Regions from separate parts of the Homo sapiens genome. Here region 2 is linked to region 1. Evidence: chromatin loops called from intact Hi-C (ENCODE). Cell type or tissue: endothelial cell of umbilical vein. All regions are shown on one strand. Each heading gives the region's core, and the rest is flanking DNA. Links, peaks and the distances in the headings are about the cores only. Region 1 overlaps CACNA1A (calcium voltage-gated channel subunit alpha1 A). Region 2 has its middle 45 kb from the start of IER2.

Evidence for each region. Peaks named below come from ENCODE experiments on the same cell type or tissue, not always from the same donor. Only the 100,000 strongest peaks of a DNase experiment are listed, where the experiment ranks them.
Region 2: it touches region 1 in a loop (2.8-fold over the local background); 15 of 110 quality-filtered maps call a loop at or near these places.

The regions. Positions count from the first base shown.
Region 1 is chr19:13,244,942-13,250,311 of GRCh38, reverse strand. It overlaps CACNA1A (calcium voltage-gated channel subunit alpha1 A), which reads left to right. Exons shown (of 47, transcript NM_001127222.2): 31 at 5,047-5,130. Among named protein-coding and RNA genes, the nearest start is that of IER2, 97 kb to the right of the region's middle. In endothelial cell of umbilical vein, for the core only: a CTCF peak has its summit at 2,300; a DNase peak (open chromatin) is centred at 2,301; H3K27ac peaks cover 227 bases.
Region 2 is chr19:13,192,291-13,197,660 of GRCh38, reverse strand. No RefSeq gene overlaps it. Among named protein-coding and RNA genes, the nearest start is that of IER2, 45 kb to the right of the region's middle. In endothelial cell of umbilical vein, for the core only: a CTCF peak has its summit at 2,973 (motif pointing left); a DNase peak (open chromatin) is centred at 2,940.

The sequences.
Region 1 (5,370 bases), core at 61-5,060:
GAGGAGGGCAGATCCCTTGAGGTCAGGAGTTCAAGACCAGCCTGGACAACATGGTGAAACCCCGTCTCTACTAAAAATACAAAAATTAGCCAGGCATGGTGGCGTGTGCCTGTAATCCCAGCTACTCGTGAGGCTGAGGCCCAAGCATCGCTTGAACCTGTGAGGCGGAGGTTGCAGTGAGCCAAGATGGCACCAGTGCACTCCAGCCTGGGTGACAGAGTGAGACTTTGTCTCAAAAAAAAAAAAAAATTAAGGTGAAGAAGGCTTATACTAGTGGGCTGGGACTTGAAGTGAAGTGAATTCTTGAAGGTCCCCAGTGAGTGGCCAAGGTGGGACTTGAACCAGGACATCTGTTCTCTTGACCACCAGCTTAGTCCATCCCTTTGAAGAGAGTGACCTACAGTCTGGGTCTCAGCCAGGGTCTCAGGAAACCAGGTTCCCACCTTGGCTCACGGAGGTGGTTAGGGGCATCAGCTTTAGCACCAGAGTTCAGATCTTGCCTCGTCCTATATAAGCTTTGTCACCTCCCCATCATTAAAAGGAGCCATCCTCCCCCTCCACCTCAGCAGAGCCCTGGTAAACAGCAAATGGACTAACGTGCATCTAGAGGGTTGAGGATGAAGCCTGGCCTGGCATGGGCACTCAATAAATGCTAGGGGCCAGGCACGGTGGCTGACACCTGTAATCGCAGCACTTTGGGAGGCTGAGGCAGGTGGATCGCTTGAGCCCAGGAGTCTGAGACCAACCTGGACAACATAGTGAGATTCTGTCTCTACAAAAAGTACAAAATTAGCCTGGTGTGGTGGCGTGCACCTGCAGTCCCATCTACTTAGGAGGCTGAGGTGAGAGGATGGATTCAGCCCAGGATGTCAGGGCTGCAGTGAGTCGTGATTGAGCCGCTGCACCCCACCCTGGGTGACAGAGCAAGACCCTGTATCAAAATAAATAAATAAATGCTAGGAAAGGGATCCTACTAATGGACCTTTTTCCTCCAAAACAGTGGCTTTCATTTGGTGGAGATGCTACTTATTAGAAGCACTTGAGGCCAGGTGTGGTGGCTCATGCCTGTAGTCCCAGCACTTTGGGACTTCTGCCAAGGCAGAAGAATTGCTTGAACCCAGGCGTTTCAGACCAGCCTGGGCAACATAGCAAGACCTCATCTCTAGAAAACATTGAAAAATTAGCCAGCATAGTGGCACATGACTGTTGTCCTAACTACTTAGGCGAAGGCAGGAGGATTACTTGAGCTCAGGAGTTCAAGGCTGCAGTGAGCTGCGATCACATCACTGCCCTCCAGCCTGAGCAACAACACAAGACCCGGACTCTAAAAATCAAAAAAGAAGCACTTAGGGAAATTTCTTAAAATTAAATGATACCCTGAGCAAACCCCTAGATGTTCTGATTCATTTGGTTTGGTGAGGTGGGAGGGAATCACTGAATCTGTAATTTATTATTATTTTTTTTTTTTTGAGATGGATTCTCACTCTGTTGCCCAGGCTGGAGTGCAGTGGTGCAATCTTGGCTCACTGCAACCTCTGCTTCCCGGGTTCAAGCAATTGTCCTGCCTCAGCCTCCCGACTAGTTGGGATTACAGGCGCCCACCATCACGCCCGGCTAATTTTTGTATTTTTAGCAGAGACGGGGATTCACCACGTCAGCCAGGTTGGTCTCCAACTCCTGACCTCAGGTGATCCGCCTGCCTCGGCCTCCCAAAGTGCTGGGATTATAGGCATGAGCCACCGTACCTAGCCTGCAGTTATTTTATTCTGAGTTGATCTTCTGCTGGTGAAGTGAGTCTTCCACTGGGGCCTGGAGCTGCATCTCCCTCACCCTGCCAATCCTGCAAGAGCCAGCACTGAGCTTCCCCTCTGCTTTCTCTTTTTTTTTTTTTTTTTTTTTTTTGAGATGGGATCTTACTCTGTTGCCCAGCCTGTTCTTGAACTCGTGGCCTCAAGCAGTTCTCCCTCCTTGGCCTCCCAAAGTGCTGGAATTATAGGCATGAGCCACCACGCCTGGTCTCCCCTTTCAGTTTTAAATGAAGCCACAAGTTCCCTGTATAACATTTGGGAGATAGAGGGGAGCTCTCTAGCCTAGGGGTTGAGGTCTGTGACCAAACGCCTATAAAGTTGTCTTTGTTTGGACTCCCCCAGAAGCAGAGCCTGAGACAAGGATTGAGTGCAAGGAATTTATCTGGGATGCAGGGCAGTAAGGGAGAGAGGAAGTGACACAGGGACAGAAAGGCAACCAGGAAAGAGTGTATTATTAAGCCAGTTCCTGCTGTGAACAAATGGGGCTCAGTTTCAGTGGATACCTCCAGGAGGCAACAGAGAGCACATACCACAGAGTCATCCCACCTCACAGGGAGGGAATTGGAGTATTTATCCTCCAGTGCCCATCAGACATAATCACAGGCCACTCCCAGGGGAGCTATTAATTCCCTAACACTTGTGCAGCCACAGAGAGACCCTGGGCAAAGTAGTGTACCTCAGGTGTGTAGTTGAGCTATGGGCAGGGCCCCAGCAACACCTGCCAAAATGCCAAAAGTGCCAGTGGGACCTGAATTCCTTTTTATTTATTTATTTATTTATTTATTTATTTTTATTTATTTATTTTTGACGGAGTCTCGCTCTGTGGCCCAGGCTGGAGTGCAGTGGTGCAATCTCTGCTCACTGCAAGCTCTGCCTCCCAGGTTCACGCCATTCTCCTGCCTCAGCCTCCGGAGTAGCTGGGACTACAGGCGCGCACCACCACGCCTGCCTGATTTTTGTGTGCGTGTATTTTTAGTAGAGATGGGGATTCACCATGTTATCCAGGATGGTCTTGATCTCCTGACCTCGTGATCCGCCCACATCGGCCTCCCAAAGTGCTGGGATTGCAGGCGTGAGCCACCGCGCCCGGCCCCCTGAATTCCTTTTTTAGGCAGTTGTGAAACAACAACATCCCATCTGTTGGGCACCTACTGTATATTCCATGCTCAGCGACGCACATTCATTGTCTGATTGCTGTGTTACCACTGCCTTCCAGAGAAGGGCGCAGAGGCCCCAGGCACTTCGCCTAGGAGGGAAGCACAGCTCTAAGGTCAGGCTCCTTCTCTGTAAGGTAGAGGGGCTACTTCAGGGTCACACTGACCGCCCCAACCCCTGACCTGGCCTCTGCTTCTGCGAAGATGCTGAGAAGGCCCTGTGTTTTGTGTTTTGGGTCCCACTGACCCCAGAGGGGAGGGCCATCTCTTTGACCCAGACTCTTGGATCCAAACTGGGGTGCCACCCATCACCATGTCAGTACCCGGTTGAGGGGAGTCAGAGATAGCAGGAGACCTTGTGGGACTTGAGGCTGTGACTGTTCTCCAAACAATGTGGAGTATTTCCATATTTTAACAAAAGAGAGGCCAGGCGTGGTGGCTCACGCCTGTAATCCCAGCACTTTGGGAGGCCGAGGCGGATGGATCACAACGTCAGGAGATCAAGATCATCCTGGCTAACATGGTGAAACCCCGTCTCTACTAAAAAATACAAAAAATTAGCCAGGCGTGGTGGTGGGCGCCTGTAGTCCCAGCTACTCAGGAGACTGAAGCAGGAGAATGGTGTGAACCCGGGAGGCAGAGCTTGTAGTGAGCCGAGAACGTGCCACTGCACTCCAGCCTGGGCGACAGAGTGAGACTCTGTCTCAAAAAAAAAAAACAAACAGAGAGGTTATGCTTGTGTTTCCCCTTGAGCCAGCACCCAGCCCAGGAATGCAGCAGTCAGGATAGATCAAGTGAAGCTGCAGTAACAAACAGCCCCCACATCTCAGTGACTTAAATTGATGGGAAGGGTTTTTTACATTCAGCAGGGAAGCTGTTTGCCTCATAGTTACCCAGGGACCCAGGCTCACAGAGTAGCTGCCATTCAAAATGTTACTGGTCGCCAAGCCCAGGGTTGAGAGGCTAGAGAGTCCAACACTGACCAGAAAGTGACCACACTGCTTCCACACACAGCACATCACTGCACCTAGACACACATGGCCCCATCTAAACACAAGGGGACCAGGAAGTGCGTGTGCCTGAAAGGCCCCAAAGCCCCGTCCAGTGCCTGTTCTGCACCCTGTTACTGTCCGCCTCCAGATCAGGAAATGGAGGCCCAGAGAGGTTAAGCCACTTGCCCATAGCCACACAGCTGTGGTAGCAGAGCTGGGATTTGAACCCAGAGTCTCCTTTCTTTGCGAGTATGCTGCCAACCTAGTGGGGACCTGAACACAGACTGTGGGCTCTCTGAGGCCTGGGTTCAAATCCTGGCTTTACATCTCTGTGCTGCTAGCCTCAGGCAGATGAGTGGCTTGGTTACCTCCTAGAAAATGGGTATACCTGGGAGTGGTGGCTCACGCCTATAATCCCAACACTTTGGAAGGCCAAAGTGAGCAGATCACTTGAGGTCAGAAGTTCGAGACCAGCCTGACCAACATGGTGAAACCCCGTCTCTACTAAAAATACAAAAATTAGCTGGGTGTGGTGGCATGCACCTGTGGTCCTACCTACTTGGGAGGCTGAGGCAGGAGAATCGCTTGAACCCAGGAGGCAGAGGTTACAGTGAGCCGAGATCGTGCCACTGCACTCCAGCCTGGATGACTGAGCGAGACTCCATCTCAAAAAAAAAAAAAAAAAAGAGAAAGAAAGAAAAAGAAAATGGGTGATAACCCTTCCCTCCAGGATCTTCATGAGGAGCTCAGTGATGTCATTTATAAAGCCCCTGGGGTCTCGGGAGCCCTCAAAAATGCTGGAGAGACAGGCCACAGCTCTGAAGAGCAGCCCCAGCCCTGTGGAGCTGAAGCAGGGTCTGGAGGCCCCCTCTGGGGCCAGGCCAATCATGGGAAGGCCCCCAGGAGTTCCCAGGGAGGGAGACTCAGCACAGATGATGTCGAACAGCCTTTACCGCAGCCCTTCGAACAACCATAACTGTCCCGGGCACTCCGCTGATGGGCAACTGTGCCTCTAACATGCACCCGGCCAGCCTAGGGGGCCGGGAACCAAGCCCTCTGTTGGCATCTCTGTCTTGTGGGTCCCCATTCTAGAATTATTTCCGCGATGCCTGGAACATCTTCGACTTTGTGACTGTTCTGGGCAGCATCACCGATATCCTCGTGACTGAGTTTGGGGTAAGTCTCCCTCCAGCTTCTCTCTGGGTGACTCTGGGCTGGACGAGGCAGGCGGCAGGGGGCGGGGGAGCGGTCCCAGAGGCAGTGTGTCCCGGAAGCCATAGCTGCTTGAGCCAGCACTTGGCCATGACCAGAGAGGGAGAACTGGGGCCCCGGGGACAAGGGCAGCCCCTCAGGAGGGCATTGTGGGGAGATGGGGGTAACCAAAGCTTGGCTGTAGGGCCAGCACTGAGGGGTGGG
Region 2 (5,370 bases), core at 55-5,054, 53 kb after region 1:
GGAGGCCGGGCGCGACGGCTCATGCCTGTAATCCCAGCACTTTGGAAGGTTGAGGCAGGCGGACTATTTGAGTCCAGCAGTTTGAGACTAGCCTAGGCAACATGGTGAAACCCCACATCTACAAAAATACAAAAATTAGCTGGGTGTGGTGGCTCGTGCCTGTAGTCCTAGTTACTCGGGAGGCTGAGGCACAAGAATCACTTGAGCCTGTTAGGCAGAGGTTGCAGTGAGCCCAGATTGCACCACTGCACTCCAGCCTGGATGACAGAGAGAGACCCTGTCGCAAAAATACAAACAAAAAAACAAAAAACCAAAGAGGCCGGGCGCAGTGGCTCAAACCTGTAACCCAGCACTTTGGGAGGCCGAGGTGGGAGGATCACCTGAGGTCAGAAGTTCAATACCAACCTGGGCTGGGTGTGGTGGCTCAAGCCTGTAATCCCAGCACTTTGAAAGGAGGCCGAGGCGGGCTGATCACGAGGTCAGGAGATCAAGACCATCCTGGCTAACACGGTGAAACCCCATCTCTACTAAAAATACAAAAAAAAAAAAAATTAGCCAGGCATGGTGCGGGCGCCTGTAGTCCCAGCTACTCGGGAGGCTGAGGCAGGAGAATGGCGTGAATCCGGGAGGCAGAGCTTGCAGTGAGCCGAGATCGCGCCACTGCACTCCAGCCTGGGTGACAGAGCAAGACTCTGTCTCAAAAAAAAAAAAAAAAACCAGCCTAGCCAACATGGCAAAACCACATTTCTACTAAGAACACAAAAATTAGCCAGGCACAGTAGTGGGTGCCTGTAATTCCAGCTACTGAGGAGGCTGAGGCAGGAGAATCACTTGAGCCGGGGAGGCAGAGGCTGCAGTGTGCTGAGATTGTGCCATTGCACTCCAGCCTGCATGACAGAGTGAGACTCTGCCTCAAAAAAAAACAAAAGAAACAAACAAACAAAAAAGAAGCCTGGGCGAGGTGGCTCACACCTGTAATCCCAGCACTTTGGGAGGCCAAGGCGGGCGGATCACGAGGTCAGGAGTTCGAGACCATCCTGGCCAACATGGTAAAACCCCATCTCTACTAAAATACAAAAAAATTAGCCTGGCGTGGTGGCGCACGCCTGTAGTCCCAGCTACTCTGGAGGCTGAGACAGTGGAATTGCTTGAACCCGAGAGGCAGAGGCTGCAGTGAGCCGATATCGCGCCACTGCACTCCAGCCTGGCAACAAAGCAAGACTCTGTTTCAAAAAAAAAAAGAAAAAAGAAAGAAAGAAGGAAAATAAGAAAACATTGGGAAAATGCTCAGATGTTGGTCTGGGCAAAGATTTTTTGTGCAAGGCCCCAAAAGCACAGGCAACAAAAGGAAAAATCAACAAATGGGATTACATCAAGCACTTTTTTTTTTTTAAGTCAGGGTATTGTTATATTACCCAGGCTGGCCTGAAACTTGTAGACTCAAGGGATCCTCCTGCCTCAGACTCCCAAGTAGCCGGGACTACAGGCACATGCCACAATGCCCAGCTTGGAAAAATGTTCTAAGGGTGCCCAGGCACCTTCTTCTCCAAAATGTGTTTCCTGAGTCTCAAGGACCGCCTTGTCCAATCAAAGACCACAGTATAATAATCAATCAATTGGACAATCAAATTAGATTCAAAACTGCACAAGATTAAGTCCCGGGCCTTGTTCAATGGGGTGTCCCGAGCTCCAGGCTCCAGGGACGGCCTGGAGGCCCTTGGTTGACCTGAGGTGGCAGTCTGTACAAGTGGAGGAGGAGGCAGGTCGACAGCGTCACCTGGAGGCCAGCTGGCAAACAGCCAAAGGTGAGAAAACTGTAACTGATTAACAAATCTAGAACTCGAGGCTGGGAGCGGTGGCTCACACCTGTAATCCCACCGCTTTGGGAGGCCGAGGCGGGCAGATCACTTGAGGTGTCAGGAGTTCACTACCAGCCTGGCCAAAATGGTGAAACGCAGTCTCTATAAAAATACAAAAATTAGCCGGGCATAATGGTGGGTTCCTGTAATCCCCACCATTGTAGTAATTGAGCTACTGGGAGAATTGCTTCAACCTGGGCAGAGGTTGCAGTGAGCCACAGAGCGAGATACCGTCTCAAAAAACAAAAAGAAAGAGATCGAGACCATCCTGGCCAACATGGTGAAACCCTGTCTCTACTAAAAATACAAACTGGGCGTGGTGGTGCGTGCCTGTAGTCAGAGCTACTCAGGAGGCTGAGGCAGCAGGATTGCTTGAACCTGGGAGGTGGAGGTTGAAATGAACCGAGATCTCGACAGAGCAAGACTTCGTCTCAAAACAAACAAACAAAAAGAATCTAGAACTTCGGCCGGGTGCAGTGGCTCACACCTGTAATCCCAGCTACTCAGGAGCCTGAGAGGCTTGAGAACCCCTTCACCCCATGGGTCGGAGGTTGCAGTGAGCCGAGACCACCCCATTGCACTCCAGCCTGGGCAACAGAGTGAGACTGTGTCTCAAACAAATAATAAATTTTGAAATTTTTGAAAAAAATCCGGGAGCCGTGATTCACACCTATAATCCCAGCACTTTGGGAGCCCGAGGCAGGTGGATCACTTGAGGTCAGGAGTTCGGGACCAGCCTGGCCAACATGGTGAAACCCTGTCTCTACGAAAAATACAAAAGTTAGCCAGACGTGGTGGTGCATGCCTGTAACCCCAGCTACTCAGGACGCTGAGGCATAAGAATTCCTTGAACCAGGAAGGCAGAAGTTGCAGTGAGCAGAGATCGCACCACCACTGCACTCCAGCCTATGCGACAGAGTGAGACCCTGTCTCAAAACAAACAAACAAAAAAAAGTAAATCAATTGGACAATCAAATTAGATTTGGAACTCCACAAAATTAGGTCCAGGGCCTTGCTCAAGGTAGTGTCCCAAGCTCCAGGCTCCCGGGGGCCTTGGTTTACCTGAGGTTGCACAGCCTGAACAAGCCAAGGAGTCAGTCGACAGCGCCACCTGGAGGCCAGATGGAAAACAGCCAAAGATTAGACCACTTTTTTTTTTTTTTTTTTTTTTTGAGATGGAGTTTTGCTCTTGTTGCCCAGGCAGGAGTGCAGTGGTGCGATTTCGGCTCACCGCAACCTCCGCCTCCCAGATTCAAGCGATTCTCCTGCCTCAGCCTCCCAAGTAGCTGGGATTACAGGCATGCGCCACCATGCCCGCCTAATTTTGTATATTTTGTAGAGATGGGGTTTCACCATGTTGGTTAGGCTGGTCTCAAACTCCCGACCGCAGGTGATCCTCCCACCTCAGCCTCCCAAAGTGCTGGGATTACAGGCGTGAGCCACCACGCCCGGAGAGACCACTCTTAATTCTAACTGGATGGCCAGGCGCAGTGGGCCACTATAGGTGGGTTTCACAGCGCCCAACTAATTTTTAATTTTTATTTATTATTATTATTATTATTTTTTTGAGATACAGTCTTGCTCTGTCGCCCAGGCTGGAGTACAGCGGCACAATCTCACCTCACTGCAACCTCCGCCTCCCGGGTTGAAGCAATTCTCTTGTGTGAGGGGAGTGGCTGCTTAGGAGAGGTAGAGAAAGTGGCAGGCCAGGCACAGTGGCTCACGCCTGTAATCCCAGCATTTTGGGAGGCCAAGGCAGATGGATCATTTGAGGTCAGGGGCTTGAGACCAGCCTGGCCAACATGGTGAAACCCCATCTCTACTAAAAATACAAAAATTAGCCAGGCATGGTGGCGCATGTCTGTAGTCCTAGCTACTCGGAAGGCTGAAGCAGGAAAATTGCTGTTCTGAACCCGGGAGGCAGAGATTGCAGTGAGCCAAGATCGCACCACTGCACTCCAGCCTGGGCAACAGAGCGAGACACTGTCTCAAAAAAAAAAAAAGAAGAAAGAGAAAAAGGAAGGAAGGAAGGAAGGAAGGAAACCAAAACTGGAAAGACAGAGGCAGTCTCTTTTTTCTTTTTCTTCTTTTTTGTTTTGGTTTGGTTTTCTGTCGTTGTTGTTGAGACAGTGTCTCACTTTGTTTCCCAGGCTGGAGTACCGTGGTCCCATTATAGCTCACTGCACCCTCGACCTCCTCCAATTGAACCTCCCACCTCAGCCTCCCAAGTAGCTGCGACCACAGGTGAGTGCCACCACACCTGGCTACTTTTTTTTTTTAAATCCCAGCACTTTGGGAGGCCAAGACGGGAGGATCACTTGAGTCCAGGAGTTTGAGACAAGGCTGGGCAACATAGTGAGACCTCACTTCTTTTTTTCTTTTTTTGAGACGAGGTTTCGCTCTGTGCAATGGTGTGATCTCGGCTCACTGCAACCTCCGCCTCCTGGGTTCAAGCGATTCTCCTGCCTCAGCCTTCTGGGTAGCTGAGATTACAGGCATGTGCCACCACGCCTGGCTAATTTTGTATTTTTAATAGAGACGGGCTTTCTCCATGTTGGTCAGGCTGGTCTTAAACTCCTGGCCTCAAATGATCCACCTGCCTTGGCCTCCCAAAGTGCTGGGATTATAGGTGTGAGCCACCATGCCCAGCCTGCCACACTCCTGTGGTCCCAGCTACTTGGGAGGTTGGGATGGGAGGATCTCTTGAGCCCAGGAGGTCGAGGCTGCAGTGAGCTATGAACACACCACTGCGCTCCAGCCTGGGTGACAGAGCCAGACCCTCTCTCAAATAAATAAATAAATAAAATAGAGATGGATCTCACTATGTTGCCCAGGCTGGCCTTAAAGTCCAGATTTCAAGCAATTCTCCCACCTGAGCCTACTTAGTAGCTAGGACTACAGGTGGGTGCCGCTGCACCCAACTAATTTTTATTTTTTACTTTTTATTTATTTATTTTTTGAGATACAGTCTTGCTCTGTCGCCCAAGCTGGAGTACAGTGGCATGATCTCACCTCACTGCAACCTCCGCCTCCCGGGTTGAAGCAATTCTCTTGTGTCAGCCTCCCGAGTAGCTGGGACTACAGGTGCCCGCCACCATGCCTCACTAATTTTTGTGTTTTTAGTAGAGATGGGGTCTCATCACATTGGCCAGGCTGGTCTCAAACTCCTGACCTCAAGTGATCCGCCCGCCTTGGCCTCCAAAAGTGCTGGGATTACAGGCGTGAGCCACCGCACCTAACCTTTTTTGTTTGTTTAAGAGACAGGGTTTTGGCCAGGCACGGCGGCTCATGCCTGTAATCCCAACACTTTGGGAGGCCAAGGCGCGTGGATAATCTGAGGTCAGGAGTTCGAGACCAGCCTGGCCAATGTGGTGAGACCCCCCCCCCCCCACCCCGCCCAACATCTCTACTAAAAACACAAAAATTAGCCGGGGGTGGTGGTGGGCATGTGTAATCCCAGTTACTCAGCGGGACTGAGGCAGGAGAATTGCTTGAACCAGGGAGGCAGAGG